Regions from separate parts of the Homo sapiens genome. Here region 2 is linked to region 1. Evidence: chromatin loops called from intact Hi-C (ENCODE). Cell type or tissue: PC-9. All regions are shown on one strand. Links, peaks and the distances in the headings refer to the core of each region. The heading gives the core; the rest is flanking DNA.

What was found. Peaks named below come from ENCODE experiments on the same cell type or tissue, not always from the same donor. Only the 100,000 strongest peaks of a DNase experiment are listed, where the experiment ranks them.
Region 2: it touches region 1 in a loop (2.7-fold over the local background); 5 of 110 quality-filtered maps call a loop at or near these places.

The regions. Positions count from the first base shown.
Region 1 is chr10:77,408,883-77,411,794 of GRCh38, forward strand. All of the region lies in intron 1 of KCNMA1 (potassium calcium-activated channel subfamily M alpha 1), which reads right to left. Among named protein-coding and RNA genes, the nearest start is that of KCNMA1-AS3, 59 kb to the left of the region's middle. RefSeq lists an enhancer at 1,391-1,890. In PC-9, for the core only: no CTCF peak of the experiment used is centred there; a DNase peak (open chromatin) is centred at 1,369.
Region 2 is chr10:77,586,010-77,588,921 of GRCh38, forward strand. All of the region lies in intron 1 of KCNMA1 (potassium calcium-activated channel subfamily M alpha 1), which reads right to left. It also overlaps the pseudogene RNA5SP321. Among named protein-coding and RNA genes, the nearest start is that of KCNMA1, 50 kb to the right of the region's middle. In PC-9, for the core only: no CTCF peak of the experiment used is centred there; DNase peaks (open chromatin) are centred at 1,252 and 2,442; H3K27ac peaks cover 2,486 bases.

The DNA of each region.
Region 1 (2,912 bases), core at 296-2,795:
CAGCTGCCTCTCAGTGGCAACAGTGACATCTAATTTCAGTGCCCACATCAGAAGGTGGGGAGGAATTCAGGGCAAGGGTGCAGGCACAGGAGGCAGGGAACACCAGAGAGAAGAGTGGCCACAGTCCCCTCCCGACACCCACCCTACCAGGCAACCTCTCACGGGGCTGTGCCCAGCCTTACACCCTCACCCCTTTCTATGCCTTCTCCCCATTCCCTTTAGTGGTGTTCCCCACGATGACTTTTTGTTGACATGGCCGCAGAGGGGCTCACCCTTCCTATGTCACCTGGGGCCAAGGGCCTGACTGCACCCCATCACCTGGTGCTCAAGATACAAACCTCATCTGATGCGTTTGGGCATTTCCCGCTGAATCACAAGATCAAAGACCAAAGCTTGAGAAGGGACCTTAGCAATTCCTGAGGATCCCCACCACCACCCAACTACCACACACACAGTGTACAGATGAGAAAACTGAGGCCCAGAGGGAAAGCCACAAGCTCAGGGCCACCCAGCCCAGCCAGGTGACCACCGGGCCAGGAAGCAAGCCCCAGTTGCTCTGTTTCCCTTATCTCTTGTTGCCTCCCCGATAAGACAATTGCTCCAAATCTAGCCCAAGTGACAGTCACTCTGCTGCCCCAGCCTGGAACCTGGAGTTCAGGGTGTTCCTAGGACTGGCAGAAGGCTCCACCTAGCCTGGTACTGGGTTCAGGTGTGAGGGTCACGACAAGGGCTAATCCTGCTTGTCTTCAAAGGGCCCAGCCTTCCCCAGCCACGACAGCTGCTCTGGTCTAGCACAGGAGAGCAAGCTTGTGCTAATCCTAGGACCCCACAGCCCCATCCCTCAGATTTGGCTGTCTCCGTCTCTCATCCTTGCTGAATTAGACCCAGTATACTGGGACTCTCAGGTCTGTGGTGTGGCAGGAAGAACTATGAAAATCAAAAGATACTCTGGACCAAGTCCAACTTTTCTGGGTGGCCTCCAGCAAGTCATGTCATTCCTCAAACCCTCCATATTCTCTTCTATGAACAGGGATGAGTCCTGCCTTGTCACCCTGCCTGATTCTTGCAGGAGCCCTAATCTGGTAACAGAGCATTGCCTTTCTGAAAGCAACTGCTTTACAAACGGCAGGCAAGTGGAGTCACTGTCCTCTGGTTCTGGGCAGGAAGCAGGGCTGCTCTGGAGAAAGAAGTCCTGTGCCACAAAGCCAGAGCCCTCACAGAACGCAGGGCTCAACACTCAGATTCCTACCCAGCTGCAACTTGCAGGGCAGGTCCCCCGTTGTCACCCTGCACCCTAACAGGATGTCAAATTGCCAAGTCTCAGCAGGTGACCTGTCATGCTGGGCACACCCTCCCTGACAGGGTGAGCTGCTGCCACACCTGCTCTCACCCGGTTGGACTCTCTCACCCCCAGGCACACTCCTGACACCTGTCAAGCTGAACCAGGCACCAAGGTCACTGCAGGCACCACACCTGCTGGATGACTGCCTCAGGCATGAGAAGCTGGCTGGGCCCGCCTTGAGGGGATCCCAGGGCCCCTCCCTGCTGCCTGCCTAGAGCCAAGCCTTGAAGCTCCAAGTCTGCCTCGGGTTTAACTACGTGTCAGTTCTTTGGACACTGGTTCCTCATCCAGGATCTGGGAAGTTGTTTAGGCAAAGGCCATCTGGGAAGAAAAATACTTTTCAAAAATGTAACTGAAATCATGTCACTGTTGTACCCAACACCCTCCTATGGCTTCTTGGCCCATTCAGAGGACAAGTGAAGTCTTCACACCCAATCAGCCCCACTCGTGCCTGTCATCCTGCGAGTCTGCCGCTCACTAGCTCCACTTCAGATGCAATGGCCTCCTCATGCTGCCAGGACATTCCAGACCCAGTCCCGTCTCGGGGCTGTCTGCACTGGCCTCTGCCTCTGCTCCAGAGATCCCCGTGGCTGCACCCTCATTTCTCTCGAGCTTTGGTTCACATCCTCACTTTGTCCATGAGCTCTCCACCTCATCCCGACCTCTCCCTGTCTGTGCTGTCTTCTCCGGAGTGTGTCTGCCACCTGCTTCCTTTACTTCATCATTGTGTGCTGTCTGCAAGCTGCATGAGGGAAAGAGTTTTTGTCTGTTTCTTTTTGTTTTGTTTGTTTTGTTTTAGACAGAGTCTTTCTCTGTCACCCAGGCTGGAGTGCAGTGGCGTGATCTCGGCTCACTGCAACCTCTGCCTCCTGGGTTCAAGCGATTCTCCTGTCTCAGCCTCCTGAGTGCTAGGAGTATAGGCATGTGCCACCACACCTGTTTAGTTTTTGCATTTTTAGTAGAGATGGGGGTTTCACCATGTCTGTTTCATTTATGGCTGTATCTTCAATATTGAATCCCTGTGAGCTCAGAGTAAGCACCTGACAAATCTTGGTGGGTGGGAGGGAAGGAAGGAGTGGGGGAAGGAGGAGAGGAGGGAGGAGAGCTACAGCAAATGGAAAGTCAGTTCTTACCATGCACAATCTAGAATAGATATTACTAGTAAATAGTACTACTAACAATAATTATACTATCGACTACTGTTTTTTAGCATGATCATAGTAACTCTATGACGTTGGTACTAATGTCCTCCATTGACAGATGAGAGGTTAAGTAGCTGGCCCAGGAAGACACAGTGTGAATTTAAATCCAGCTGTCTGATGCCAAAAAGGGACACGTACCCATCCTGCTGTCCTCCCGGGAACAGTGTGAGCAGCAGACGGGAGAATGCATGTGCAAGGATTATTGGCTGCTGCAAAGTGCCCACGAAAGGTTTATTAACATGAAGAGCACTCAATTCATGCCACTTCTGGGTACTGCTTGTACCATCACGACCCTTCTTCCAGGGCCCTGTGCCTATGGAGGGCAGTTCCATCAAGGACAGAGAAACACAGTTCCTTTCTCTGCCAAG
Region 2 (2,912 bases), core at 126-2,625, 180 kb after region 1:
CCACGCACACTTTATATCAGAGTGAAATGGAACATCCCAAACTTTTATCAACATGCATTTTCTGTTCCCGGTATATAATAAAGGGTCCCAATGTTTATCTAACATTTTTCTGAAATCAGTATGTAACACTCTCCACTTCTGAATCTGATGGGGCACCAGTCAGTTTCATAGTCATCACTGGAGAGACTCTGTGCCAGATTTTGTCTTCAGTTGTAACACAGGATCACATGGTCACTCTACTGAGCTATTCCCACCCACACTCTTGGTTCTAGGGATGATGAAGGGAAAAACAAAATGGTTCTAGCACCTGGATGCAGACCGTTGCATGTTCGACGTCCTTTTCTTGTGCTCCATATGAAACATGTCCCAGATCCTTCACGAGCAACCCTCCACTGTTCAGTTTCATAGGAGCGCAGAAAACAAGTCCAGTTTCAAGTAGGTAGTAATTTCTGTTTCATTTCATGAACAAAATAGAGATGCAGCAATAAATTACATGATTTGAGCCCTCATTAGTAGACAGTAAATGTCACTGTTTATTAAAAAGCTAATAATCCATTCAATTTTTTAAATTAAGCAATAAGACTCTAATATAATAAATTTGAATAATTAAGCCTAATATTAATGGAGTGAAAACATGAGGGAAGAAAGAAGTTCTAAAATCTTTATTTTTCCCTCCACATAAAACATGTTAATAATGATCCCACAGGTGAAAGAAGTTTCTATGTGCATACCAGTGGAGTACTTATTTGTCAAAGCAAGAACTCACACGTATGCTTAGATGGCTGGAAATCTCTAGGGAAGTACAGAGAACTCTCCTAACTCAGCCCTCACTATTGACTCCTAGCTCTATTTTTACCTGATCTGTTTTTATTGCTGGACTCCACTCTCTTTCCATTACATACAGCCTAAGAATTTTCTACTCCAGCTAGAAAGAGCTCTGACTAGGACACAAGTTTACAACCAGGATGGTTGGTCTGTACGTGCTGTCTTCTCCCTGCTCAATAAAAGGAGAGCATCCTTGTGTTAGAAATAGCTTGGTATCTGCGGCCATACCACCCTGGACACACCTGATCTTGTCTGATCTTGGCAGCTAAGCAGGGTCTGGCCCAGTTAATACTTGGATGGAAGAAACAACTTTGCACAACAGTTCTAAACAAAGCACAGTTTGAACTTATTCTTCCTGCCACACAGCCTTCCCACCACGTGAGGCCGTAGCATCATCTCTGCTTGGAAACTCTACACCAAGATTGCACCATCACGCCCTGAAGAAGGCAAGAAGCCTTTTCTCAGGCCACTGAATATAGGCTTATGTAAACAGGCAGTATAACTCAGTAGGCGGAGATGAAACATTTGCACTTCTCTCCAAGCATTATAATGAGAAAGCAAAACTCTTTATACAAGCTAAACCCTTTTCTACATTCTTAAGTGTCCAAACAAACTTTTCCCCAGCAGCCTGCACTTCTATGGCTTTGCATTATTGGGATAAGCCAAGAGGGAGGGAACAGGAGCCTTTCCTCCTAAGCTCAGAGAGATCAAAGAAAACAAAGCTAGAGAGTGTGAGGGATTCTGCTTGGTGAGCATTTCTCAGCAGAGTGGACTTTCTGTGTCTGGGCTGCGGGCCCCTGAGTGTCCGGTGCTCTGAGGACACCTTCAGTGGAATCTGTGGAAGGTACACATCAGATCTGCTCCCAGTAATAATGCCCTGCTTTGCAGAGGCTGTTTTGCTTTCCCAGGTGCTTTCATGTCTTTTATTGATCAACAAGCAAACACTTACTGAGCGCCTATCAGATGCAGGGCCCCAGGTGGAGTTATCTCACCGACAGATCATCTCACGGCCCCAGTCTTCAGATATATGTGCCACTCTGAAAAGAAAATAAGGCCCAGATCTGCCTTCAAGATGTTTATAGTTTATTTGGAGACATAAGCAGAGTCCCACAGAAAGAGAAATAATACTGCAAAGCACTCTATTTTAAGTTAGTCTTCCTCAAACTTTGATCATAATCACAACCACATTAGGAGCTTATTAAAAGTCAAAGGGGCCTGGATCACATCTTTGGAGATTCTAATTCCATGGGAATGAAGCCTGGGTCCCTGTATTTTTAACAAGCAGCCACAAAGATTAAAAATTTAAAACCTAAGACAGTGCCTAAGTGGCAAATGAGACAGTCACTCCTGTTGGCCGAGGTCAAAGGACTCCAGCAAGGTCAGACATAAAAGAGACCTGCAAGGGCAGACAGGAGGCTGAGAGCAGAAAGGCAGAAAGGGGCAAGGTAGGAAGTTAGGAGGGAGAGGGGGATAGGGTCCCAAGAACAAGTGCAATATTCATGTAGGGGACAGAATGCAGAAAATTCTGGATGTAGGAGAAGGCTGCCCTAGAGGATTGAGAGATCAAGACAGACAGGTAGGTCTGGAGTCCAGGGCCGTGGGACTGCAGTCTGGGCCCTGATATTTTATCATATCAAAGTAAGGAGGATCATGAATGACAGGTGTTTACTTTAGCCTGGAGGCAAAGGGTGCCTCAGGAATGGCAGGGCCATGAGAGCAGAGAATTTTAGACAGAGGTCCCGTGCTAGGCCTGGATTGAAACCATCAGGAAGACCGGAAGCTGGGCCCAAGGTTCTAGTAAGATATTTTAATATCCTGTTCTACCCTCACCACAGATCAACGAACTCAGCAAGATAGATAATATTATCTTCTTTCTGTAGAGAGAAAACTGGAGCACAAAGTGGCCAAACAGCAAGAGGAAACCTGGGGAAGCCAGAACAGCCATGTGGCTGGCGCTCATCTTTGACAAATCAATCCACTGCATTTCAAGCCTATTCAACATACATTTATTGAGTGCCTACTACCAGCAAGAAACAAGAAGCAGCAAGATAAACGGAGTGCCGTTCCTGCCCTCAGGGAGCTCACCT